Regions from separate parts of the Mus musculus genome. Here region 2 is linked to region 1. Evidence: chromatin loops called from intact Hi-C (ENCODE). Cell type or tissue: left cerebral cortex. All regions are shown on one strand.

What was found. Hi-C counts contacts between places; a loop is a spot of excess contacts. Peaks named below come from ENCODE experiments on the same cell type or tissue, not always from the same donor. Only the 100,000 strongest peaks of a DNase experiment are listed, where the experiment ranks them.
Region 2: a loop joins it to region 1, with 2.2 times the contacts of the local background. A loop is called at or near these places in 1 of 42 quality-filtered maps.

The regions. Positions count from the first base shown.
Region 1 is chr19:46,501,774-46,504,273 of GRCm38, reverse strand. It overlaps Trim8 (tripartite motif-containing 8), which reads right to left. Exons shown (of 6, transcript NM_053100.2): 1 at 1,261-2,500. The coding sequence starts at 1,830. Among named protein-coding and RNA genes, the nearest start is that of Trim8, 1.4 kb to the right of the region's middle. In left cerebral cortex, CTCF peaks have their summits at 99, 1,402 and 1,999; DNase peaks (open chromatin) are centred at 581, 747, 1,421 and 1,973; H3K4me3 peaks cover 2,500 bases; H3K27ac peaks cover 2,500 bases.
Region 2 is chr19:46,328,935-46,331,434 of GRCm38, reverse strand. It overlaps Fbxl15 (F-box and leucine-rich repeat protein 15), which reads right to left. Exons shown (of 4, transcript NM_133694.2): 3 at 1,842-2,347; 4 at 989-1,333. The coding sequence ends at 1,144. Cuedc2 (CUE domain containing 2) reads left to right here. Exons shown (of 9, transcript NM_001164291.1): 6 at 1-145; 7 at 322-383; 8 at 455-515; 9 at 601-1,623. The coding sequence ends at 747. Among named protein-coding and RNA genes, the nearest start is that of Fbxl15, 2.0 kb to the right of the region's middle. In left cerebral cortex, a CTCF peak has its summit at 1,287 (motif pointing right); DNase peaks (open chromatin) are centred at 1,289 and 2,071; H3K4me3 peaks cover 1,225 bases; H3K27ac peaks cover 889 bases.

The DNA.
Region 1 (2,500 bases):
CCTCCTTGTCTCCGTCCAGCCCCCACAACCACCAAGGAAACAGCCCGCATCTACATTCTGGACAGGCCCAGCTTCCTCCTACTGCAGCAGCCTTGTTGGCCTCCAGGGGCCCCCACCCTAAACACACACTCCCAGTTCCTACCAAACCCAGCCCAGCTCCCTTATCTTAAGACCCCTAGCAAGAGCTTTCAAGATGGCTCAGTCTTAGCTCGACTCCTTCTTCCCGGTGTGACTCAACCCAGAGTGGCAAGGGACCCGAGAGGAACCTGGGAGGAGCCCCCTTCCAGTGAAAGGGACGGAAGTATGCCCCACTCCAGTTCCCTAGCCAGGCCCAGAGGCCTAAGAGGGGGAAGGCGGTTTTGACATTGGCTGCTGCAGTAGGGTGTATACAATGGGAGGGGGTGCGGTTCGTAATCACCCAGCCGGCAGCCCAGGGGAGCCAGCTGCCTGAAACCAGATTTCAACGCGGCTCAACCTTAAACCCACAGGACTCTTTTTCCGTCTTCCCCGTCCCCTCCCTAAATGTGGGAGGGCCGTGTAAGAGGGCAGGGCTGGGAGGAAAGAGCCCAGGGTGAAGAAGTCACATACTTTAAGGTTTGTTCATGCCAGGCGCAGGCAGCATTCAAGTATAGAGAGAGCAGCTTTAGCCTGGGGAGCGTCTACTAGGACGGATTAGAAGAGCCGACAGTCGGGGACTCCTCTGGACACCCAGGCCTTGCCCAGCTAGATGCCAGAGTTCTTCTCTATCTCCGGAAGCTCCCCCCAACCCCCAGAGTGTTTCCAGTAGAGCTGAAAACTAACATGGCTGCTTTGTTTACTTCCTCATTGGTATGCCAGCATCATGGATCATGTCAGCCACAGCAGCGGCACCAGGACACTCATTACATAAACAGCAGCTGGAGAAGCAGGACCGGGGTCACTGCCTTGGTGACTTCCCGTAGAGCTTACAGAAACAATGCGGGGGGCGGGGGGGGGAAACTGCGCAAAACAGAAAAGCAACACTCCAAACTACTTCTAACAGCCTCCCCCCAATTCCATAAATGACTGAAGGAGAGATCTTAAGGGCGCAGGTGCGAGAATGCATCCAGCAGCCAGGGCCTTTCCCCCAGGACCTTGCCCCCCAAACTTTTACGGAAGAGTTTGGAAGAGGGCCTCTAGGCTAATGTCACGAGAGTCAGCTTGTGCGGATGGGTGGCTCCCAAGTCGTGTGTGTGTGTGTGTGTGCGTGTGCGTGTGTTCGCACGCGTTCAGTGTACTTGCCCGTATCTCATTCCTCCGTATCTCCACGTCACACACCGAGTGTCCCTGATGCGCGCCGCTGTAGTAGCAGCAGTACTGGCACACAGCCACCTGCTCGGCCTCGCAGTGGTACAGGCGGTAGGCGTTGTGCTGCGGGCAGCTCCAGGCCCGCACGTCGTCCGCCTCCACCAGGAGGTGCCCGCGGGCGGTGGAGGGCTGCTGCAGGTGCGTCTGCACGTGAGACTGGCAGCAGGGAGCCTCGCAGCGCAGGCAGACCTTCTGTGCCGGCAGCGGGGGGCCGCGGCGACAGAACACGCAGTGCAGTGCCGTCGGCGGCTTCTCCACGTGCAGGGCGTTGAACTTCTCCACGATGTTGGTGAGCTTCAGGTTCTTCTCCAGGCCCGGCTTCTGATTGTAGGCCTGGTTGCACTCCGGGCAGCGCACAAGGCCACTGTCCTTGGCCCAAGCCTCGCCGATGCAGCCCCGGCAGAAGTTATGTTTGCATGGCAGCTGCACCGGTTCCACGAAAACGTGCAGGCAGATGGGGCAGATGAGCTCCTCCTCAAAGCAGTTCTTCCAATTCTCCGCCATGGCGGCTGCGGGCAGGGGGCCCGGGTAGACCTCTCTAAGTCCCCAACCCTGGGGATCCGTCTGGTACAGCTGGGGACCCACCGAGCCCGGAGCTCCGGTCCCCGCCGGCCGCGCCAGTCGCTCAGTCACCAGCGCCTTCCGCGTGCCCGCCCCCCAGAGGAGGGAGCCTGGGTCCTCGCGCCGCGCGCGCCGCCGGCTGCGTCTCCTCCTCCTGGCGAGTGGCTAGCGGGAGGCGGCGGGCTGCGCCAGGGCCGCGGCCCGGGCACCAGCCCTGGAGGAGAGCGCTGTGGTCCAAATTCCATATAACAGGCCGCCTCCGGGGCAGCGCGGCTAGGGCAGCGGCGGCCCACGGCCTGCGCTCGGCCCCGCGGCTGACATCGGGGCGCGCCCCGCGGCGCACCGAGCGGGGGAGCCGCACTCTTCCTTTGGCGGCGACAGTGGCTACCTTCTGGCTGGTGCGAGCCGCGCCTTCCTCGCCTGGATCCCGGCCGAGGTCCGAGGGGGCACGGGAAGCTAGTTCGGCCGCGCCGAGGCTGGCTAGAGCCGGAGCCGGCGAGCAAGGCGCGCCAGCGGTCCCCGGGCCGTGGCGCAGGCGTCCCCCAGCTGGCCGGCCGGCTGCGGGTGGCAGGGCGCGGGCGGGCCGACTCCGGGGCGCTGCGTGCGCGCTGGG
Region 2 (2,500 bases), 170 kb after region 1:
TGTGCTCCTGGAGGTCTTCCCTACCTGCTCTATGGAGCAGGCCCAGTGGGTGCTGGCCAAAGCTCGGGGGGACTTGGAGGAAGCTGTGCACATGCTGGTAGAGGGCAAGGAAGAGGGGCCTCCAGGCTGGGACGGCCCAAGTCAGGTATCCTCTCTCAGCCCCCCCCGCCCTAGTAACCTCAGCTCCATTAGGCCTTCTTGCTAAGTGCACAGCCTGCCTGTCCTCATCGCTGCCCTTCTTGCTAAGTGCATACCCTGCCTGTCTTCATCTCTGCTCATGTTGTTACCACTGGGCTTAGCATAGGTCTCCCGTCTCTGCAGGACTTGCCCAGGCGTCTCAGAGGCCCCCAAAAGGATGACTTGAAGTCTTTCATCCTTCAGAAGTAAGTCTGGGCTGGGCAGGGCCTTGGAGGGTCTTCCAGGTGGCCGGAGCTTCACCCAGTCCGTTTGGCAGGTACATGATGGTGGACAGGGCGGAGGACCAGAAGACTCACCGACCTATGGCTCCCAAGGAGGTAAGAGGGGGTCTGCAGCTGGGGGGTGTGGAATGAGCTGTGCCAAGCCCTGGTTTTCGTCATTCATTGCTTGATTGCCTGACAGGCCCCCAAGAAGCTGATCCGATACATCGACAACCAAGTAGTGAGCACCAAGGGAGAGCGATTCAAAGATGTCCGGAACCCTGAGGCCGAGGAGATGAAGGCCACATACATCAACCTCAAGCCGGCCAGAAAGTACCGCTTCCACTGAGACAGTGCTGGATCCTGCCGAGCACTGCTGATCCCAGAGGGATGCAGACACCCTCCCATCCACCCTGTCCCTTCTGGAGGCCCTTGCTCTAGTGTTCTATTCTTGGGGCTTCCTTCAAGAGCACAGTAAAAGTGGTCCAAGGAAGGTATATGCTCATTCTGCTCATTTCTGCCCCCAGGGCAGGGAAAAAACCTGTCTCTCTGACTAGTTCCCAGCTTCCCGTCCCCTATGCACCACGCAAGAAGGGGTAAAAAGCTCTTTATTTGAAATTCCAGGGTGGGACAGGGGATTTCACAGGCCTGTCAACCACAGGCCCCCACAGTTCAGTTTCCCTATGGCTCAGGGTCAAGCCCGGGCTACACAGTCCAGCTGTGCTCCCACCCCAAGGAAAGTTAGTCAGACCTGTAGGTTGACAAAGGGTGCGAAGCCTGCCATGTCCTGGAGTAGCACCAGAGCCTGGTGCAGGGGTGGTTCCACGTCGATGTCCACACCACGCTTCCGCAAGCGGCTCAGGCTCGGTTCAGCCACATGGTGGCAGTGCCGCACCCGCAGAGAGCGCAGCGCCGGGCAGTACTCGGCCAGTGTCCTGAGGGAGGAGTATGGTGATGCTAGGTGCTGAATCTCACGGTCTGGAGGGCCAGCCCTCTAAACCCGCAGCTGGCTCCAGCAAGTTCTAGCTTTCCCTCCAGCTCAGGGTCTGCTCTTTTTTACTGTACCTAAAGGAAGGGGCCAGGAAGGAATTACAGACTCCAGGCTCATTTGGGGTTTCTGGTTCTTAGAGAGTACCAATCCATAGTTCCTTCCAGTGTTTCTAGATTACCCACCTTGTTGCAGAAATGCCAGAAATCAACTTTATGTGACATTTCTCAGTGTGTCAATCTTGGCTCCCAAGTCTGTTTATTTTTTGTTTTTGTTTTTTTTTTGGGGGGGTTGTTTTGGTTTTGGTTTTTGGTTTTGTTTTGTTTTTAATTGTACACTTTCTAGCCTAAAAAATGCCAGAGGTCTTTCTAATGGGTCTTTGACAAGTACAACCCACCTCCCTATCCCCAAAGTGACTGCCCACTTCCTACAGTACCGCCCCCATGCCCAGGCACCTGACACCGTCGCTTCCGACCCGAAGGCAGCCGGTGAGGTCTAGGTGCTCGAGCTGCGGGCAGTTTCGAGCCAACTCTTGAACCGCAGTGTCCCCAACATTGGCGTTGACTGCTAATGAGAGGCTGCGGAGGCCCGCGCCGCGTCTCTGCGCCAGGTACACGATGGCCTCGTCCTTGAGTTGACGACAGGCGGTGAGGTCTAGCTCCTCCAGAGCCGGGCAGCGGTCAGCGAGGCCACGCAGTGCCAGCCCGTCCACCCAGTCACAGTGAGCGAGGGAAAGGCGCTGCAGACGCGGGCAGCCCTCAGCCAGCGCCCCCAGGGCTCGGCGACTCAGTTGGCCGCAGCCGGCCAGCGCTACGCTCCGGAGCTGTGGATTCCGTGCCAGCACCGGCACCAGGTCCTCGTCCGACAGCCATTCGTGACACGGAGCCAGCGCCAGCTCCTGCAGCCCCTCAGCATCCCGCAGTAGCCGGGCTAGTGCCGCCCGTGGAATCTGTGGACCCACCTACGGGCGGGAGACACGGAGACTCAAGTCTGTCCCCGGGGCGGGCCACTGCCTGGCAGCCGCCTAACTTCGGGACTTTGCCCCCTGCCCTCCCAGAAGGGACACCGAGCTCCCTCCGAGCCGCTGCCCTCTGGAATTCTCCACGTCTCACCC